Regions from separate parts of the Homo sapiens genome. Here region 2 is linked to region 1. A link is an interaction called in ENCODE POLR2A ChIA-PET data of the cell type or tissue named here. Cell type or tissue: OCI-LY7. All regions are shown on one strand. Each heading gives the region's core, and the rest is flanking DNA. Links, peaks and the distances in the headings are about the cores only. Region 1 has its middle 8.3 kb from the start of LINC02971. Region 2 has its middle 22 kb from the start of LINC01348.

Region 1 (5,378 bases), core at 158-5,157:
GCTTGGGGAGGCTGAGGCAGGAGAATTGCTTGAACCTGGGAGGTGGAGGTTGCAGTGAGCCGAGACCGTGCCACTGCACTCCAGCATGGGTGACAGAGCAAGACACCGCCACAAAAATGAAAAATAAAACATTATAAATTTCCTCTTGCATCTCTTCTTTTTTTATCTTCCCCCTTCACTCTTCTCTATGTAAACTCGTTCTGGCCAAGTGAATCAATCAAGTTGGGAACACTGATTTGAGCAGACTTGTCAATATTACTCTGGGAAAAAAAGGAGTCGATAAACTGTTCTGGCAAGAGTCGTCACCAAAAATAGTACTACATAGGCTTGTGATTGGAAAGAATAGCAAGGTTTAGGAAAACGTGTTTGTTGGTTGTATTTGTTTGTATAGGGGGTAGTTGAACGTGTTTGTAGAAGGCTCTAGTGTTAAACGAGAGATTGAAGATGCGTTATGATTCTAGACAAGTATGGAGAGAAAGGAGACCAAACCACACCTATAAGGGCTGGCTTTAGAGAGAAGAAGGGGCATTTCTTTCCCTGAAATGTCCATGAAATACAAAAGAAAGAAGGCTGACAATGATGTGAAATTAGAGGCAGACAACCATAGCAGCTAGGTAATTCATACCAATCTTCCCAATAAGGACAAACATACAAGCTGCATTAAATATAGGGATTATCTTTCTGGAAGCATCAGATAGCTAACACAAGAGTGAAGAGTTAGCAAGCCAGAGACCAGGAAAAATGGAGGCCCAGGAGGTAAACCCACAGTCTGAAGCCACTCTTCTCCTCATTGTTAGCCAAGGTCAGGTCACACAGCAGAGAGGACGAGAGTCTGAGCAACACTTTACACAGCATCATATGGTTAGAGGATCTGATACTGGGGTCCAGGGCCCACCAAGGTGAGTGTCCCAGGAAAATCCTTATCTTTGGGATGTGACCCTAAAGGACTGTACTGTAGGAGTAAATATTATCCAGAAATAGCCCGGCCTTTGCAGACATTGCAGCTCACCTTCAAATCATTTCAATCCATGAAATTGGATTAAATTAATCTCAGGGTACTCTTGGCCCCAGACTCCTGACAAAAGCAAAGTAAGTCCTCTCTGGAGGAAGATAAGATCATCCTAGGTCTCAAATAATTTCCACAATTAATTTTATAGCTATGCTCACTATAACAGCAAAAATAACTAAATAAGAGGAAAAGATAATAAACATAAAAACCAGCATAACAATGGAAAATAGAACAATGGACACTCAGAGAGTCTCCAGATATTCTAGAAACAGAAATTCTAGAAAGGAAAAAATATTATTATATTTATTATATTATATTATGTTATATTATTATATGTTATATTATATTATATATTATACATTGTATTCATTATTATATTATATTAAATTTAATAAGTCACAGGTGTGTTTTATAACAGATTAGACAAAGCTGAAGTAAATTGGATGTTGGATCAGAAGAAAATATTTGGAATGAAGCATGAAGGAATAAAAGAATGAAAAAGACAAAAAAGTTAAGAGTGATAAATAATAGAGTAAGAATACCTAGTACACATGTTATTGGAATTCTGGAAAGATAGAAGAGAAAATGGGAAAGAAGAAATATTTGAAAAGATAATAACTGAGATTTTTTCCAAAGCAAATTAAACACATAAAGCTACAGATTCAAGAAGTCCATAAAATCTCCAAGAATTATAGGGAAATACACCTAGGTACATTATAGTAAAATTGCTGAAAACCAGAGGAAAAAGAAATATCTTAAAAGAAGCCATAAAATAAAAGACAGATCACTGTCAAAGGAGCAACAATTAGACAGACAGCTGATTTCTCAAGAGAAACAAGGAAATCCAGAAAAATAATGGAATACCCTTAACATACTAAAAGTAAATAACTGCCAACCTAGAATTTTATGCCCTCCAAAAATATCCTTCAAGTATAAAGATGAATTAAAGATAACAAACCAAAACATAATTATTTGTCACTCACAATAAAGGAAATATTAAAGAATATTCTTCAGGCCCAAGGAAAATAGTCCCAGATGGAAAGTCAGAGATGCAAGAAGGAAAGTATTACATTAAAAACAGCAAGTATTAAAATATAGGTAAATATAAATTGAGAGTGACTATACAAAAAATTTAAAATGTTGTTGTATTTGAAATATGTATTTCTCGGCCGGGCACAGTGGCTCATGCCTGTAATCCCGGCACTTTGGGAGGCCGAGGCAGGCAGATCACCTGAGGTCAGGAGTTCGAGACCAGCCTAACCAACATGGAGAAACCCTGTCTCTACTAAAAATACAAAATTAACCAGGCATGGTAGCACATGCCTGTAATTCCAGCTACTCGGGAGGCTGAGGCAAGAGAATCGCTTGAACCCAGGAGTCAGAGGTTGCAGTGAGCCGAGACTGCACCATCGCACTCCAGCCTGGGCAACAAGAGCGAACTCCATCTCAAAAAAAAAAAAAAAAAAAAAAAAAAAAAAAATTGGCCAGGCGCGGTGGCTCACACCTGTAATCCCAGCACTTTTGGAGGCTGAGACGGGCTGATAACGAGGTCAGGAGATCGAGACCATCCTGGCTAACATGGTGAAACCCTGTCTCTACTAAAAATACAAAAAAAAACTAGCAGGGCATGGTGGCAGGCGCCTGTCATCCCAGCTACTCGGGAGGCTGAGGCAGGAGAATGGTGTGAACCCAGGAGGCGGAGCTTGCAGTGAGCCGAGATCACGCCACTGCACTCCAGCCTGGGCGACAGAGCGAGACTCCGCCTCAAAAAATAAATAAATTAATTAATTAAATATATATATATATATATAGCTTAAAATACATGACAATAATAATACAAAATTGGGGACAGGAGTAGAGTTAGGGTGTTTCAGAGTTCTTGAAATGCCTGAAAAGAGCATGAAGCTCTTTTCAATTAATATAAGACAAGAAGGAATACTGTGATCTTGGGGCTTATCACCAAAAGAAGAGTAAAAAGGATATATAATTTCCAAGATAATAGAGGAAGGAAATGGAATATTAAAAAAATAGTCATCCAAAATAAGCAATAAAACGAGAGAAAGATGAACATAGAGTATAACTAGGACAAATAGAAAGCACACAACAACATGGGAGATCTAAATCCAAATATATTAGGGATTAGGCCAGGCACAGTGGCTCACGCCTGTAATCTCAGCACTTGGAAGGCAAAGGCCAGCAGACTGCCTGAGCTCAGGAATTCAAAACCAGCCTGGGCAAGAGGGTGAAACCCCATCTCTACAATAAATACAAAATTAGCCAGGCATGGTGGCACACGCCTGTAGTCCCAGCTGCTTGAGAGGCTGAAGCGGGAAGATCTCTTGGGCCTAGGAGGTCGAGGCTATAGTGAGCCATGTTCACACCACTACACTTGAGCCTGGATGACAAAGCTAAATCCTGTCTCCCCACCAAAAAAGGAAATCGGGAATTACATTAAATATAAATGGACTAAATGGTCCAATTAAAAGACAAAGATTGCCAGATGATTAATGTTTTCAATTGTATAGTGTTTACAGAAGATTACATTAAGGATATAAAATGGGCTGGGCATGGTGGCTCATGCCTGTAATCCTAGCACTTTGTGAGGCTGAGGCGGGTGGATCACTTGAGGCCAGGAGTTCAAGACTAGCCTGGCCAACATGGTGAAACCCCGTCTCTACCAAAAATACAAAAATTAGTCAGGCGTGGTGGCAGGCACCTGTAATCTCAGCTACTCAGGAGGCTGAGGCAGGAGAATTGCTTGAACCCTGGAGGTGGAGGTTGCAGTGAGCTGAAATTGAGGTGAACCAAAAAAAAAAAGCTGGGGGGGATACAAAATGGATAAAAGTAAAGGTATGGAAAATATATACCATACTAATCCAAAAAAGATTGGACTATCTATATTATTAATTATCAAACAAAATAGAATTTAAAGCAGAAAGCATTACTAGAGATAAAGAAGGGGCTGTCTTAATAACAAGATTTTCAATTTCCCAGGAAGTTATAATGTTATGAAATTATTATTATTATTATTATTATTATTATTATTATTATTATTATTTGAGATGGAGTCTCACTCTGTTGCCCAGGCTGGAGTGCGGTGGCACGATCTCGGCTCCTCTACCTCCCAGGTTCAAGCGATTCTCCTGCCCCAGCCTCCCAAGTAGCTGGGATTACAGGCGTGGACCATCAAACCTGGATAATTTTTGTATTTTTGGTAGACAAGAGTTTTACCATGTTGGCCAGGCTGGTCTTGAACTCCTGACCTCAGAGGATCCACCTGCCTCAGCCTCCCAAAGTGCTGGGATTACAGGCATGAGCCACCATGCCCAGCCAATATTATAAAATTATATACACCTAATACCTCAAAATACATGAAGCAAAAAGCAACATATCTACATCTAGACAAATCCACAATCATTATGGTAGAATTTAACACACTTCTGTCAATATTTAACAGAACAAGCAGACAAGTCAGTAAGGATATAAAAGATTCAAACAGCACAGTCAGCAACTATAACCTAATGGACATATATAGAATACTGAGCTCACAACTACAAGTGTACATTATTTTCAAACACACAAGAAACAATTTCAAAAATCAACCATATGCTGAGTCATAAAGCATGTCTTGGCAAATCTCAAATGACTGAAATTATACAAAATACACTTTTTAAATACATTGCAAGTAAGCTAAAAAACCAATAACAAAAATGATGATTAGAAAACTCCCCTTTTTTTTTTTTTTTTTTTTTTGAGATGGAGTCTCACTCTGTTGCCCGGGCTGGAGTGCAGTGGTGCAATCTCGGCTCACTGCAACCTCCGTCTCCCTGGTTCAAGCGATTCTCCTGCCTCAACCTCCCAAGTAGCTGGAATTACAGACACGTGCCACCACGCCCAGCTAACTTTTGTATTTTTAGTAGAGATGCGGTTTCACCATGTTGGTCAGGCCAGTCTTAAACTCCTGACCTCAGGTGATCCACCGGCCTTGGCCTCCCAAAGTGCTGGGATTATAGGCGTGAGCCACTGCGCCCGGCCCCATATATTTGAAAATGCAGATGTACATCTAAATTACCCAAGAAAACAATTGAAATAACATTTTAACATATTTTAATAGAATGATAATAAAAATATTGAATGCTGAAAGTCATGGGATAAGGTTAAAGCTATGATTAGATGAATATTTATAACTATAATTGCATATATTGATTATAGGAAAGGTTTAAAATTAATGAACTAAGCAGTCATCTCAAGAAATTAGAAAAAGTACAGAAAATTAAACCCAAAGAAAGAGAAAAGAAGAATTTAATGCACTAAAAAACAAATATAAAATATGAAATATAGATGGTTCCCAACTTACAGTGGTTCAACT
Region 2 (5,378 bases), core at 215-5,214, 99 kb after region 1:
CATCACCAGCCACCCACTGGCAGGTCCTTGGGCTGTGTGAGAAGGGGACGAGATCAGCGTCCAGGGTAGAGCCCAGAGGGAACCACAGGCAGCCCCTCTGCTCACAAGAGGGGCCCATGCTCCCCACAAATGAGGCACCCCGTGGCTGGGGCACCAGGCTCATCAGGCAGATTTCAGCCCTCACAGTTTGCACAGCCTTAGAGCCCACACAGCCCTGGACAGCATCAACCACTATGAACTCCACAGCAAAGGTAGCAGAGTGTTCAAAGTGATGCTTTGGGTTCCAAGCTACTTTCAATGGGACGGGAAATAGTCTAGAACCTGATCCACAACCTGTGAGCCTTCTCACCATCCCCACCAAAAAATATAAAGAGTGGGCCAGTTGAGAGACATGATTTTGAAGAGAAGATTGCCTGAGGGGTGTCTCTGTGGAGAAAGCTGTGCTTCCTGAAGGGAAGTGGGGGCCTCCCCTCACCTCAAATTCGTGGGTTTCCACAAAGCTTCTCAGAGAGCTCACCCTGGGATTCCCTCTCACTGATGGCAGAGAAGGCCAGAGCCCTTACCATCCAGGAAATCCAGACGGTGGGTGTCAGGCTGCAGGAGGCTGATGAAAGCCCCAACCGTGTCAGGCCTAACCCCTGGAGCCTATAAATGTGGCCTTATTTGGAAAGAGGGTCTTTGCCAATGTGATTAAATGAAGGATCTCTGGATGGGGAGATTATCCGGGATTAGCCCTAAATGAGATTACATGAACCCTAAATGCAGTTAGCCATTTCCCTACAAGAGAGGGGTAAAGGGAGGTTTGCCCAATGCAGAGGAGACGGTGATGTGACGCAGAGGTGGGGACTGAGTGATGCGGCCACAGGCCAAAGGTTGTCGGCAGACACCACGAGCCGGAATCAGCAAGCTGGGGATTCTCTCGACAGCCGCGGAAGGAGCAGGGCTGTGCCCACACCTTGATTTCAGCCCCCTGATCGTGGTTTTAGACTTCCGTCCTCCAGGACTGTGAAAGAATAAATTTCTGTGTTAAGCATCGTAATTTGTCGTAATTTGTTAGAGAACCACAGGGAACTAATGTACAGGATGACTACTGCCTGCTTTTTAAATTATTTTATTTATTTATTTATTTATTTATGAGACAGAGTTTCACTCTTGTTGCCCATGCTGGAGTGCAATGGCACAATCTCGGCTCACTGCAACCTCTGCCTCCTGGGTTCAGGCAATTCTCCTGCCTCAGCCTCCTGGGTTCGAGCAATTCTCCTGCCTCAGCCTCCCAAGTAGTTGGGATTACAGGCATGTGCCACCACACCCAGCTAATATTGTATTTTAGTAGAGATGGAGTTTCACCATGTTGATCACGCTGGTCTCGAAATCCTGACCTTAGGTGATCCACAAGCCTCAGCCTCCCAAAGTGCTGGGATTTTGGGCATGAGCCACCACACCTGGTCCTGCCTGGTTTTTTTAAATAAATTTTTGTGTGTGTGGACTGGGCACAGTGGCTCAAGGCTGTAATCTCAGCACTTTGGGAGGCAGAGGCAGGCTGATCACTTGAGGTCAGGAGTTCAAGACCAGCCTGGCCAACATGGCAAAACCCCATCTCCACTAAAAGTACAAAAATTAGCTGGGCATGGTGGCGTATGCCTGTAATCCCAGCTACTCAGGAGGCTGAGGTAAGAGGATTGCTTGAACCCAGGAGGTGGAGGTTGCAGTGAGCTGAGATCGCACCGCTGTACTCCAGCCTGGGCAACAGAGTGAGACTCCGTCTCAAAAATAATAATATTTATTTTTGTAATGACATGGGGTCTCACTATGTTGCTGATCTTGAACTCTCGGCCTCAAGTGATCCTCCCTCCTCAGCTTCCCGAAGTGCTGGGTTTACAGGAGTGAGCCACCATGTCTGGCCCTGCCTGCTTTGATGCCAGAACCAGGAGCATGCAGTGGGTTGGGGTTGGCCTCCCTCCCAGAGCTTGCGGGGGCAAGCCACACAAGAGGGTCAGAACCAGCTGAAGCCACACAGAGAGGTAACCAGCATGAGGTCTGCTAGGGGCCTGACCTATAAGACCACCTGGAGGGGCAGAAACCCTAGCAGCAAAAAGCTCGAGGTAAACCCAAGGGACCAAAGCAAAGAGTCTCAAATGATCACCAATAAGAGACTCCAGGAAGTGCAGACCCACATGGGAGCCCCGGCAGGAGAGAGGGCAGCTTTCAACCACAGCCAGACCCAAAGGATGCACAGCAAGCTGCCCATGCACCTACTCGGGTGAGAGCTGTCCTGGGCCCTAAAACCCCTCACCCAGCTCCAACCTTGGGAGAAGGGGCACAAGGAGCCACAGGAAAGGACAGAAGCCAGCCTCATCCCTTTCCCATGCAGACTTCCAGCCCTAAGCAGCCTCAGCTGGAGCAAGAAGAATGGTTTGAAGTTTTGACTAATATCTTGGCCTGGACATTGAAATTCCAAATGGAGACTGGTTTTTTTTGTTTGTTTTGTTTTGTTTTGTTTTGTTTCCATTTAAAGCAACCATCAGACAGACTATTTCCTAAGAGGAGCAGAAAAGTCCAAGCCTGCCAGGGTCTGGGAACATGAATCCGGCTGAATAAACTTCAGAGGGGCAGCACAGGACAAAAGCTAAAGTCGCCTTCCAATTGCATTGCAAGCTGTGCTCGTTCCACACACCGGTTGCACACAGGCTGGTGAAAACATCTTCAGTGGAACTGAGAGGAGCCAAGTTCCCGTGAAAGGAAAACATGCAAATCTGTTTTCAGTATCACTTTTAAGCTTCCTGAGTGGAGTCTTTGGCCTGGAATGACTCGCATTGACGTCAGCCCGAGGCAGCCATATCGCAGCAGCTGCCATCCCTTCCTCACCCGCGGCCTCCGGGGCAGAAGACACACTGGTTTTGTTTCATGGGAGATTAAAAACAGTTGCTGCTGTATCCATAATTCACAACCCCTGTGATCACCGGGGCCAGGAATACTGAGCAAAAAGCACAAGGCGTCCACATTAAAACCAAGGGCAGCCGGGCGCAGTGGCTCACCCCTGTAATCCCAGCACTTTGGGAGGCCAAGGCGGGCGGATCGCCTGAAGTCAGGAGTTCAAGACTGGCCTGGTCAACATGACGAAAACCCTGCCTCTACTAAAAATACAAAAAAATTAGCTGGGCGTGGTGGCTCATGTCTTTAGTCCCAGCTACTTGGGAGGCTGAAACACAAGAATCGCTTGAACCCAGGAAGCGGAGGTTGCAGTGAGCCGACATCATGCCATTGCACTCTGGCTTAGGTGACAGAGTGAGACTCTGTCTCCAAAAAAAAAAAAAAAAAAAAAAAAACACCAGGCCTGGTGCGGTGGCTCATGCCTGTAATCCCAGCATTTTGGGAGGCCGAGGCAGGCAGATCACCTGAGATCAGGAGTTCAAGACCAGCTTGGCCAACATGGCAAAACCTATCTCTACTAAAAGTACAAAAATTAGCTGGGCGTGGTGGTGGTGGGTGCCTATAATTCCAGCTACTCAGGAGGCTGAGGCAGGAGAATCGCTTGAACCCAGGAGGCGGAGGTTGCAGTGAGCCAAGATCGCGCCACTACACTCCAGCCTGGGCGACAAGAGCGAGACTCTGTCTGAAAAAAAAAAAAAAACAAGGGGAGACCCATAAAAAAGATGCCAGAGATGGGGATCATGGTCAGCTGGGACCCCGCCCAGGGCACTACACGCTTGCTGGTTCTCCTGAGCCTCAAGGCGATGGGATCTACACCACACATCTGAGGCTCTGATAAACTGCTGGAAACATGGGCTTATGCATGATGCTGCTTTGTTTTACGGCACTCTGTGAGGGAGACAGGGCAGGTACCCCACAGCCCGGAATGGACTCCTCTTGCCTCTGGTCTCCTACCAGAGCAGCAGTCCCCCAGGAGGAGAAAACAAGCTCCTTCCCAGGGCTGCACTGGGGCTGGTGGCAATGGTGGCAGTGTCGATGGTCATGTGGCCTGCCTTGCACTGGTGGCCAGGACCCTGACTCTACTTTGAATCTTCTGGTTCCTTCCAGCATCCAGGACAAGGCCCTGGCAGTAAAGCCCAGCTCCACACGGCTCCTGCAGCATGGAGCTGGTTCTCCTCCAAAAGTCCTGAGAGATGTATCATTTATCAAGCTGGTAGATAATTCTGCCCCTTTCTGTAGTGCCTCTCAGACATATCCCATAGGTAATTGTTGCTTGAAGCCTCTATTAAAATGTGAGGCGACAGAAGCCAGTAGACTGTGTATCCCTTTCCTTCGTTTACTCTCAGGTTAAAATGGTCTTTCTGACTAAGCCAGTGATTGGGGCATAAGGGAAGGAATGTGAGTGTGGGGAAAGGGAGGTGGGGGAGAGGGCTGGTGTGCACTGCTGCACTCCCTGTGGTTTTGAGATCCTTCAAATAGAAGCTGTGAATATGTGGCTGGGTGCAGCGGCTCATGCCTGTAATCCCAGCGCTTTGGGAGGCCGAGGCGGGCGGATCACTTGAGGTCAGCAGTTCAAGACCAGACTGGCCAACATGGTGAAACCCTGTCTCTACTAAAAGTACAAAAATTAGGTGTGGTGGCGGGTGCTTGTGATCCCAGCTACTCGGGAGGCCGAGGCAGGAGATTTGCTTAAACCCAGGAGACGGTGTTGCAGTCAGCCGAGATCACACCACTGCATTCCAGCCTGGGCAACAGAGCGAGAGACTTTGTCTCAAAAAAAAAAAAAAAAAAAGCCAGGTACAGTAGCTCACGCCTGCAATCCTAGCACTTTAGGAGGCCAAGGCGAGTGGATCACCTGAGGTCAGGAATTCGAGACCAGCCTGGCCAACGTGGCGAAACTCCGTCTCTAGTAAAAATACAAAAATTAGGCTGGGCGCGGTGGCTCATGCCTGTAATCCCAGCACTTTGGGAGTCCGAGGCGGGCGGATCACGAGGTCAGGAGATCGAGACCATCCTGGCTAACACGGTGAAACCCCGTCTCTACTAAAAATACAAAAAAAAATTAGCCAGGCACAGTGGCGGGCGCCTGTAGTCCCAGCTATTCTGGAGGCTGAGGCAGGAGAATGGCGTGAACCTGGGAGGTAGAGCTTGCAGTGAGCCGAGATCGCGCCACTGCACTCCAGCCTGGGCGACAGAGTAAGACTCCGTCTCTAAAAAAAAAAAAATATATTAGCTGGACGTGTTGGCATGCACCTGTAATCCCAGCTACTCAGGAGGCTGAGGCAGGAGAATGGCCTGAACCCAGGGGGGCGGAGGCTGCAGTGAGCCTAGATCATGCCATTGCACTCCAGTCTGGGCGACAAGAGTGAAACTCCATCTTAAAAAAAATAAAAAAATAGAAGCTGTAAACATATGGCTGTGCCTCAGGACTGCCCGGCTTCAGCACT

Evidence for each region. Peaks named below come from ENCODE experiments on the same cell type or tissue, not always from the same donor. Only the 100,000 strongest peaks of a DNase experiment are listed, where the experiment ranks them.
Region 2: POLR2A ChIA-PET joins it to region 1 with 10 read pairs; 5 of 35 experiments call an interaction of 5 or more read pairs at or near these places.

What each region holds. Positions count from the first base shown.
Region 1 is chr1:234,946,247-234,951,624 of GRCh38, forward strand. No RefSeq gene overlaps it. Among named protein-coding and RNA genes, the nearest start is that of LINC02971, 8.3 kb to the right of the region's middle. In OCI-LY7, for the core only: no CTCF peak of the experiment used is centred there; no DNase peak of the experiment used is centred there.
Region 2 is chr1:235,045,507-235,050,884 of GRCh38, forward strand. No RefSeq gene overlaps it. Among named protein-coding and RNA genes, the nearest start is that of LINC01348, 22 kb to the right of the region's middle. RefSeq lists enhancers at 1,873-1,922, 2,636-2,930. In OCI-LY7, for the core only: no CTCF peak of the experiment used is centred there; a DNase peak (open chromatin) is centred at 2,175; H3K4me3 peaks cover 496 bases.